Linked DNA regions of Homo sapiens: region 1 is linked to region 2. A link is a loop called in an ENCODE intact Hi-C map of the cell type or tissue named here. Cell type or tissue: CD4-positive, alpha-beta T cell. All regions are shown on one strand. Links, peaks and the distances in the headings refer to the core of each region. The heading gives the core; the rest is flanking DNA. Region 1 holds the start of ATP11B (ATPase phospholipid transporting 11B (putative)). Region 2 holds the start of FXR1 (FMR1 autosomal homolog 1).

Region 1 (5,376 bases), core at 205-5,204, 1.9 Mb after region 2:
AGGGGAGAGCTTTCCCTTGACCCCTGCAGTATAAAAACGCTCTCCTATCTTATGCTCCTTGTAAGAACATGAGGTGTATAGTACTGCTCTTAAAAAAATGCTTAAAATGGCCGGGCACGGTGGCTAACGCCTGTAATCCCAGCACTGTGGGAGGCCGTGGCAGGTGGATCACGAGGCCAAGAGATCAAGACCATCCTGGACAACATGCTGAAACCCCATCTCTACTAAAAATACAAAAATTAGCTGGGCATGGTGGCGCACCTGCAGTCCCAGCTACTCGGCTACTCGGGAGGCTGAGGCAGAAGAATCGCTTGAACCCAGGAGACGAAGGGTGCAGTGAGCCGAGATCAGGCCACTCCACTCCAGCCTGCCGACAGAGTGAGACTCCGTCTCCAAAAAAAAAAAAAAAAAAAAAAAAAAAAGGCTTAAAACACTACCTGGGCTGCTCATTCTGTTCCTGACAGTTTGAGCTTCAATTTGATCTTTACATAGTTACCCTGAGATTACTTCTTACCATATTCCACCAGAGCACTAGGAATCAAGCCCTTCCTTCTCCCAACTTCTTCCTTTTGAAATTTGGGGCACAATTAAATAATGATACACAAAGTATTCTCCAGATCGCTATTTCTTATGTTATCTTGAAAAATTTTAGCGGCATATAAATAAAAATTTCCAGGCCTAATTTGTAATCAAACCATTTGCAGATGAATAAAAGTAGGCATGGCCATATTTTTATTTTTGGACGTAGCTTAAGAACATGAGCACTATTGCCTGACAATCCAGAATCTGAATCCTAGCTTTGCCAAATTAGTGTGAGCCTCCATTTCTGCATCTATACAAAACGGGAATAATACCTACTTCAAGGGATTGATTGGAGTTAAATTACAGCATACAAGTAAAGAACTTGATACAGGACCTGGGTGCTCCATGAATGGACACAGTGCTCCATGAATGGCAGTAAGGTTTTGTCACTAAATATATCTCAAAACTTCCTTTTAGGGTCATAAAGTAAGGTTTAGCCACAAGAATAAAAGTAAGATGACTTTTCAAATATCTAGCTATTTTTTGAAGTTGGATGATTTATAATATAAAATTCCATGTTGGTTTTACAGATCATAAATATCCCCAAAGAAAGATTCTATTTGTGGTGCTGGATAAGCATTATATAGTAAGAAATGTCTACTGAAACTAGAAGATTGAGGATGCATATTCAACGACCTGCCTAGTCATGCTAATCTCATTTAGATTTGTTCTTGCTTAATTTTTTTTTTTTTTTTTTTTTTTTGAGACGGAGTCTCCTTCTGCCGCCCAGGCTGGAGTGCAGTGGCGCCATCTCGGCTCACTGCAAGCTCTGCCTCCCGGGTTCACGTCATTCTCCTGCCTCAGCCTCCCGAGTAGCTGGGACTACAGGCGACCGCCACCACGCTCGGCTAATGTTTTGTATTTTTTAGTAGAGATGGGGTTTCGCCATGTTAGCCAGGAAGGTCTCGATCTCCTGACCTCGTGATCCACCCGCCTCGGCCTCCCAAAGTGCTGGGATTACATGGGATTACAGGCGTGAGCCACCGCGCCCGGCCGCTTAATTTTTTTTTTTTTAACCACAAACGTCTGTCGGTGAAGTGTGCTTTAATTCAGCAAAAATACAGCATTCAATACATATACATAACACAATATGTATACGGGGCTGCTTTTAAACAACGCCAAACCTTTAAGTCAAAGCCTTGTTCCAGTTGCTTGTATATTCCTTCTGAGCTTGTCATCCACACACTTTTTTAACCTAGGTCAAGTTACTGCTACGGGTGTTTTTGATTGCAGAAGTTTGGCAGTTAGCAGTAAAGAACTACCTTTTTATACAAATTATCTTCCCCTGAACCTGTCCAATTTAGCACACGGCAAGACAGAATATCTCATCCATTCGCCTAGAAACACGGGTCCAGGCTGTACCAGGCTCAGGGGACTTGCAACGCTTTCGAATCACTTAATGGGTGTGATCAAGATTTCCCTAGCCCCGTCTCAGCCATTTGCTAAAGAAGAGGCCTGACTTGTGTTGAGACGAAAGCTCTTACAGCTTGATGGAACCCAAACTGGGACTTCTGGGGGGATTAACTTTCAGTCACATACGTTCAGGACTGTGCGTATGCGTGTCGGGAGACGCGTGAACCAAAGAAGCCACAGAGCCCGAAAAAGACCTGCAACAGGAGGTAGAGACCGAGGAATCGGCCCCAAGCTGCAGACTCCGGAGATGGCCAGACCCACAGACACGACTTAATCCCACTCCCAGAACGGGGAGGAGGGTGGCAGTGGACAGAAACAGCGTTCGAGAACCCGGCACCTTTCCACGCTCGCTTCTTCCCGGACCCACAACACAGAAACCCCCCAACTCGGAACGGCGGCGGGGCGCGCCAGGCCCCCCTCGGTCCGCGCACCCCCTTTCGTCACGTCCGGGGGCGGGCCGGGGCGCCGGGGGCGGTCCCGGGTGGAGCCGGGGGGCCGGGCGGGGCGGGGCGGGGGTGGGGTTGCGGGGGTGCTTTGGGTGACAACGGTCAATAATGAAGGTGGCTGCGGCGCGGCGGCAGGCTCAGCTGCGCCGGGCGGGGGCGGCGCCGGGGCCGCGCCTGTAGGACTCGGGGCCGACGCCGCGGGATGGGGACGCGGCGCGGGGAGTGAGGCAGTGGCGGCGGCGGCGGTAAGCGGAACTTCGGCCCGAGGGGCTCGCCCGCTCCCGCCTCTGTCTTGTCGGCCTCCACCTGCAGCCCCGCGGCCCCCGCGCCCCGCGGGACCCGGACGGCGACGACGGGGGAATGTGGCGCTGGATCCGGCAGCAGCTGGTAGGTGCCCCCGCCCCTCCACCTCCATTCGTCCGCCCCCGCGGGGCCTCTCGGCCCGGGGTGGCGGGGAAAGGCCGGCGGCGCGGAGCCGGGAGGCCAGGGCGTGGGCGCCCGGCTAGGCCGCAGCGGAGACGGGCGCGGGGCCCAGAGCCGGAGAAGCCCCGTGCGGCTCCCGGGCTCGTCTCGCCTCCAAGCCCGGGCCGCCGAGGCTGGCGCCGAGCGGCCGGAGGCGGCCGCTTCTAGCCGGCGCTTCTCCGTTACTTCTTCCCCCTTGCCGCTCCGGGGCTGCTGTGGCCAGAGGCGGGAGTCCCGAGCGGGGTGGCGGTGCCCCCAGAGGAAACAGGGCGAGGGAGCTGAGCGAGAGTAGGTCTTGGGGAGATGAGAGAGGCGTGCTCTTCCTGCCTCGAACAATTTGGGACGTGTTTGGGTGAAGGGGAAGCGAAGAACCTGTCTTCTGCCCCCACTCGTCACGGACTTCTGGAAGCGTGTCACGATCCAGAGCTGTGTTGATTCCCGAGGAGGAGGCTGTCGTAGGTGTCTAGCCCCCTCAGCGAGAGACGTTTCTCCCCAGGACCTGGAAAGGGGAAAGACTGTGCCAGCTGCCGGTCTAGCTTCGGAAACGATACGTATTGTACGATAGTTACGAACGATACGTACTGTCGTTTCCTTCCTACCTCGTCCTCACCCCACCCCGAGTGAAACTTTTCGAGTGTGAACCTTACTTTTTTCCCGTTCTCCTCAAGGCAGTTTGAACGACACAGGTTTGGAAGGAATAGTTAACTCTCCAGTATTATTGGAACATCTGGACACCACCAACAAAAAATCTTAGAAAAGGGTCATTTAAGGCCTATAAAAAGTGCCACCTTTCCCAGAATTAATTCAGAGAGAAAAATCTTATCTGCCTCCTGGCAGCTACAGCGCAGAAAGTACAGCATTAAGGCAGCTGTGACAATTAGGACAGAAATTGCCCCTGGCTGAAGAAGCCTAACCTTATCTGTGTGATGAGGCCGGTTACTATTTAATTTCTAAATCGCATTAACTTAATGCTTCTACAAGTTGGCGTTTTCATTTACTAATTCTAAAGGCAGTGGTAAAATTTAGTGAAACAGGAACTATTTTTGTGGGACGAAAGCACTGATAACTCTTTTTCCCTTCTGCTCTAGAAAAGCATTTTAACGTTAAGACCAAGAAGTGTGGTGTTTCAGAGCCAGCCTTCTGTTACTTCGTTTTGCAGCGGGCATCATTCTCAAAAAAAAAAAAAAATTATAAATAAGAACTGCCTACCACTCCCTCCTACAAATGTTGGGTCTCTGTTTTTAGCATTGTAAATTCAGATATCCCAGATATATGCTTTATTAGGAAACCAAGCTAATGATGTCATTATAATACCATCTTGTAATACTTTGGCTTTGTTGCAGTAAGCTGTAGCACAGTAATTTTACTCAGAAAGTTAATTATTACAGATTTGATCTTATGCTTTTGATTTGCCAAATCTTCTTGTATAGAGGGCTGATTTACCTGATGGTGTTTTTGTGTGGTAGGAAGATCATTTTAAAGTGGTTCTCTTGAAGCTTTTTTAAAAATGTATTGAGACATCCTTTCTCACTGTTAGGTATTTTTTAGCCAGAATAAAATCCTGGTTGTATAACCATGCTCATCTTCAAGACAGAAAACCTGGTAATGTTTTTTAAAATGGCTTCAAATGAACCCAGCTAAAAGGAAGGGCCGGAAGTTGTGTGTGGTTATTTTACAAGGCAGCCGTCTTAACAGGGATGGTTAACGAGTTGAACAAGTTCCTGTGCATAAAAAATGCTATCTCTGACATTTAGTTGCTCACCTCACTGGTTTTAAGTTATCAGATCCTCTAAGTATGTAATCATACTTGGGCCAATGTAGGACTTTGTGTCTCTGGTTAAGTTTGTATGATCACATAAATTAAACATCAAGGACCCTGGATACAGAGTAATGAAAGTATATTTTGCTATCCCAGTCATAGACAGCTATTCTGATTACTGCACCAGAAATTATTCAACTCAGGTAAAAGCTAGTTTAGATTATACTTCCAGTGGCTTAATGGATTGAATCACCACGACTTTCAGCAATGGGTTTATTTTAAAATGCAGATAACTAGGACAAATTTGGGGAAATTGACAAGCAAATCCTAAGGACAGGTTGGAGTTATAAGCATATTTAATTCGTTATATGAATCCCGATTTTCAACTAATGTCTCACAAAAAAGTCCTTTTATTACAGAAACAATGCCTATGTTCTAGTAATTTCTTTTTAATTAAAAAAAAGTGTGACTCCTTATGACAAAATATTTTCACTACTTGAGAAGATGGAAAAATCAGAAAGTTGACAGAAGCTTGATCTTTTCTATTGGGAAAGTAGGCTGAAAATAAAAAGATTGGAATATCCTTTTTTGTTTTTCTTTTTGGCACACAATGTTAAAGTTACTTGACACTAAGAAAATTCTCTTATGGTGTCTTTGTGGTACAGTTAGTATTATTCAAAGTATACTCATTTTCAGTACCATATTTTATGTATT
Region 2 (5,376 bases), core at 158-5,157:
TTCGCTATGCAAGGCCTGAAGAGGGACAATACTTATTCTTTAGAGTTCAGGCAGTATGAGATGCTTTGGCCTGTGCCCAAGTGGAACTTTCGCATCCATACTCAAAATCACTCACATTGAGAACAAACAAAAAATACACTGAAAGCCAAAACAGAGAGAGAGAGAGGAGAGAAGAGAGAAGAGAAAAGGAAGAGAAGGGAGGGGAGGGGAGGACAGGAAAGGAGAGGGGAACCCATAAAGAAAAGCACACTGGGACCCTCATACACTGTTGGTGGGAATGCAAATAATGCAGCCACTTTGGAAAAGTCTGGCAATTCCTCAAAAGGTTTAAACATGGAGTTATCACGAGTCAGCAATTCCATTTCTAGCTATATACCCAAGAGAAACAAAAACATACATCTGTCTATACCAAAACATATACAGCAATTTTCATAGCAGCATTATTCCTAACAGCCAAAAAGTAGAAACAAAGCAAACTTCTATCAATTGATGAATTAATAAATAAAATGATGTGGTATATCCATACAACAGTATATTTGACAAAAAGGAATGAGTAGTAATACATTCTACAACATGGATGAAACTATAATACATTATACTAAATGAAAGAAGCCAATCATAGGCCAGGTGCAGTGGCTTACATTTGTAATCCTAGCACTCTGGGAGGCTGAGGCGGAGGCAGTGGATAACTTGAGCTTAGGAGTTCGAGACCAGCCTGGGCAACATGGTGAAACCCCATCTCTACAAAAAATACAAAGATTAGGCTAGGCGGGCGTGGTGGGTGGTGTCTGTACTCCCAGCTACTTGTGGGGCAGGGGGTTGAGGCGGGAGAATCACTTTAGTCCAGGAGGTGGAGGTTGTGGTGAGTGGAGATCAAGCCACTGCACTCCAGCCTGGGCAACAGAGTGAGACTCTGTCTCAAAAAAAAAAAAAAAGGAAAAAGAAAAAAGAAAGCCAGTCATAAAACAACACATATTCCGCGATTTCATTTATATTAAATATCTAGACTAGGCCAATCTATATAGGTAGAAAACAGGATAGTGATTTCCTAGGGCCTGGGGAGCTGGGGTTAAATCTAGAGTGAACGCTAACAGGTATGGGGTTATTTTTGCAGTGATGAAAATGTTCTAAAATTGACTGTGGTGATGGTTGCACAAATCTGTGAATATACTAAAAACTACTGAATTGTACATTATAAATGGGAGAATTATATCTAAAGAAAACTTTTTAAGAAAGCAAATGGGACATTATAATTCTGAAGGATCACAATGAGATACAATATAGAGTGTTAGCATAAGGTGCCCTTAATAAATGGTGGCTATTACTCATTGATGGGCATTTAGTTGTTTACATTTTTCTCATGATGATCAACACTTTAAAAAGAACATCCCAGCCCAGTGTGGGATGGCCAAGAGTTCAAGGTTACAGTGAGCTATGATTGTGCCACTGCACTTCAGCCTTGGCGATAGAGATCCTGTCTTAAAAAAAAAAAAAAAAATAGGCCGGGAGTGAATACATAGGCTGGGCACGGTGGCTCATGCCTGCAATCCCGAGGCAGGCAGATCATGAGGTCAGGAGTTCCAGACCAGCCTGGCCAACATGGTGAAACCCCATCTCTACTAAAAACACAAAAAGATTATCTGGGTGTGGTGGTGCGCGCCTGTAATCCCAACTACTCCGGAGGCTGAGGCAGGAGAATCACTTGAACCAGCAGGCGGAGGTTGCAGTGAGCTGAGATCTCATCACTGCACTCCAGCCTGGGCGATAGAGCGAGATTGTCTAAAAAAATAATAATAAATAAAATAAAATAAAATAAAATAAATATTGTAGTCCTAGCTACTCGGGAGGCTGAGGTGGCAGCATCACCTGAGCCTGGGAAGTCCAGGCTGCCACGTAATCACGCCACTGCACTCCATCTTGGGTAACAGAGTGAGACCCTGTCTCTAAATAAATAAATAAATAGAATATCCTGTACATAACAACAGTGAGCACTTTCACAGCCCTCATTTTTTCCCAGAATCTTCAGAGATGCAGACGTGCTCATAAAATGTTGTGTACATTTTATTTTTTTAGAATCTGAAAAACTGGGTCAGTGGGCGTTTCATGGGAAGTATAGAATGTTAGCAAAGTATCCTTTCTTAAGTTTTTCTGCGAAAACGGTAATAATGTAAGTATAACAAGGAGCACTTATAGTATTATTTTCCAAAGCCCTTGCTTAGGGAAGGAGCTTCAGTATTAAGTTGTTAAAATCCATACCCAAAGTATTTGTTATGCTTACAAAACTGGAGATGGTTCTGCTTTGATCCTATTTGCGGAAATTTGCATGCATTTAACAGAGGAAAACGTGGTCTCCTGCTCTATTAAGTTTGTCTGACTACTTTTAATAAGGCGAATTCACCTAAACTCTGTTCTAGGGTGTGAACACAATTACTTGCCCTGAAAATACTCAGTTTGACTTTTAAAGAGCTAAAGTGGTAACAGGTGGGGAGAGGGCTAGGCCAAATTGTTTGAGGGGGTGTGGAACTGTGGAATTTGAGTGAAGAGAAGGCCCAACTTTTTTTAAAAAAAGAGCGGGGCGAAATAACTTGGGGCACAACAGTATGTCTATTTTGTAGGCATCCCTCTTCCCCAGGGCAACTGGAGCCCAAAAAGTGGGTGAGAAAGCCATTCCAGGGCAGCCAGCACTTCCAGAAGTTTAAGGTCAGGATGCCGGAGCTCAGGGGAATGCCGATGCGCCGGGCAGGCTGTGCCTGGGCAGTTCATTCTGTGGCAGCTGGAGGCACTACTCGGCCGCCGCGGTGCGAACTGCGGGCACTGTGGGGCGGAGACCTAGGGGCGGGTCAACAAAGGTCGGGCGATTGTGTCTGGAGGCAAATCCGACGTAGACGGCGGCAGGCGGAGCCCAAAGCCGGTGATGCAGGGTGCGCAGGGATCCCACCTGGAGAGTCGGGGCGGCACGTTGAGACCCCAGGGGTGAAGGGCGGGGGATCCCAATCCCAGCCCTGTTTTCCCCTCCCCTTTCCCCGCCTCCTTCTCGCCCCTCCCCCCTCCTCCCCTCTGGTTGGAAAGTTTCTAGAATCTCTTCCCAGCGGCCTTTGCGGTTCCAACATGGCGGAGCTGACGGTGGAGGTTCGCGGCTCTAACGGGGCTTTCTACAAGGTACTGACCGTTTTGCCACTTTGTCGAGTGTTCTGGGTGCTGGAGCGCGTTTGAGGGAGGGTTGGTGGTCCCAGAGAGTGAGGTTTGGGGTCGGAAAGGCAGCCAGGCCAAAGCTCGAGGCCGCTGGATTCCTTGCTTCTCCCCCCTCCACCCGCGGTTTAACGGTCTCGGGGGCCGGGGCTCCGTTATGTTTTGAAACAACACGTCGGACACCTCTTGCATTTTCCTAGTTATGAACCCTCTTGGTTGCTAGTGCGGTTCTTGGCGGGCCGGTGGGAAGCAACTGAGTGGCTGCTGGGCGGCGGGAGCTCCTTCGGAGCAGGCCCGAGCTCTGGGAGGTGGGGGAGTCGTGAAAGGAGGCGGTGGGATTGTGTGGTCTCACCCGCTCCCCCGCCCCTCGAACTGGGCCGGGCGGGAGCTCCTCAGCCCGCTCCTCCGACCCCTCCCCACCCCTTGGGGCGGGTGTATCGCGGAATCTTTGGAATTCACCCTTGTATTTGAGTTTTGGGCCAACAAATCTTTAGTGTCTGAGGAGAATGGGGGTACCGGATTGAGGGTTAGGATCAAATACAGAAAAGCAGAAAACCTTGAATTGTGGCGGGTTGGAATATTTTTGCGGCCTGGGAAATTGGGCGGCGCCTTAGCCCCTCTATTACGGAAGAAAAGGAGAGTTGTGAGCTTTAAAGTAAGATTTAAAATGCGAAATGGATCAGGGAGATAGGTGGAGAGGTGACTAATTTCTTTATATCACTGCCCCTGTTTTTGGAGGGAGGTTTTGTTTTGTTTTGTTTTTTCTCCCACGAGGTTTTTTGTTTGTTTGCTTGGGAGGAAGGACATCCATTACTATGGAATCGGGGCTGAAAAACGTAAGAGGAATAGAGTAGAGGAATTTGGTGGGGCATTCAGCGTTCACATATCTGAAAATGAAATCCTAATAGTTTATTTTTTGCCACTATAGCGTTCTTTTCTCCTTATTTTCCCGAAATACGCCAGGTTGTTAGAAGATCAATACAGAATCTCCCCAGCTGTTGTCTGTCAGTCAATCTCACTAAGCCAGCATCTCAAATGTTTGAGAGTCTTGGCTATTTTTATGAAGGGCCTTCTTCTAATACATGAGTATTGTGCGTATGCAAAGTGAATTCTCACAGGTTTTCATTTCAGCGTACCTTTTATCCTATGGGTTTTTATTTTATTTGGCCACGATTTTCTATTTTCAGCATTTTGATTTTCTTTTCTTAGTTTACTGATTAGCTCTGTGGATTTGGTTTAACTGTCACGTGGTACCAGCATAATGGGGAATCACAGCGTATAAAGGATCCCCCTAAGCTTTTTGCAAGTTTAAATCTCCTTAGGTGGTAAACTTAAAGTAGGAACAGTGCCTGTTGGAAATGAGACTTTATGTTAATGCGTGAGTAGTTAACATTGACGTTCTCGGTTTAAGACTTGATGTCAGACCAATGACCTAGGTGAAATTTGAGTACATAGTTAATTGACTTTTGTTGTTATTGAAACCTGGTGGTTGCTTTCCCTGGACTACTGCAGATACAGTTCGCTGGGTAAGACGGCGAAAAGAATAGACTTATCTATGTTTTTCCTATCAATTGTAGATAAGTCGTTTTGCATCACCCCCCACCCCTTTCCCGAAAAGTTTTAAATTCTCACTATTTGGCCCTGTAGTTCTTGTATAAGGGAGGTATGCATTTTTTCTTGCATATTGGAAAAAATAAAGTGATTATTTTGCTTTATTTCATGGTTCTGCATCATGCATGTGGTAGACAACTATTTTTAGCAAAGTATATTTGTCAATAGCCTGCTATGCAAGATATTTTTTCCTTTTTTTAATAAGGTGAAGGTAATTTTAGTAAAGATTGTTTGCAGTCTTACTTTGGTTTCTCACGGTATTTTTTTTTTCCAGTCAATTCACAATGAATCAAATGTCCCCATTTTGGAACTCTGAAGTATTTATAATTGATCTCTATACATATCTACAATCTACTGCTTGTTTCTACTTAGACTTTGACTCCATTACTCATTTTGCCTCACAAAGTGAGTTGGTACTTTGACAAAGGTTGGAAAGGACACTAGCCACCTGTGTGTGCACTGAAATCATGTACGCTTGAACATTTGGAATTTTATGTCCAGCCATAATCCACTTGCATATGCACTTTGTGGAAACTGTGGTCTTCAGAACTCTGGAAGAATGAGAATGGCGGAGTG

Evidence for each region. A loop is a pair of places that touch in the nucleus more often than their neighbours do. Peaks named below come from ENCODE experiments on the same cell type or tissue, not always from the same donor. Only the 100,000 strongest peaks of a DNase experiment are listed, where the experiment ranks them.
Region 1: it touches region 2 in a loop (4-fold over the local background); 6 of 110 quality-filtered maps call a loop at or near these places.

Annotation. Positions count from the first base shown.
Region 1 is chr3:182,790,959-182,796,334 of GRCh38, forward strand. ATP11B (ATPase phospholipid transporting 11B (putative)) reads left to right here and starts at 2,546. Exons shown (of 30, transcript NM_014616.3): 1 at 2,546-2,828. The coding sequence starts at 2,802. It overlaps ATP11B-DT (ATP11B divergent transcript), which reads right to left and starts at 2,406. Exons shown (of 3, transcript NR_187316.1): 1 at 2,122-2,406. RefSeq lists a silencer at 2,381-3,130. In CD4-positive, alpha-beta T cell, for the core only: no CTCF peak of the experiment used is centred there; DNase peaks (open chromatin) are centred at 2,493, 3,323 and 4,583; H3K4me3 peaks cover 3,317 bases; H3K27ac peaks cover 2,890 bases.
Region 2 is chr3:180,909,578-180,914,953 of GRCh38, forward strand. FXR1 (FMR1 autosomal homolog 1) reads left to right here and starts at 3,093. Exons shown (of 17, transcript NM_005087.4): 1 at 3,093-3,159. The coding sequence starts at 3,109. RefSeq lists enhancers at 2,084-2,739, 2,555-2,704, 3,275-3,364 and silencers at 2,724-3,018, 3,025-3,124. In CD4-positive, alpha-beta T cell, for the core only: CTCF peaks have their summits at 2,730 and 2,935; DNase peaks (open chromatin) are centred at 2,984 and 3,554; H3K4me3 peaks cover 2,379 bases; H3K27ac peaks cover 1,980 bases.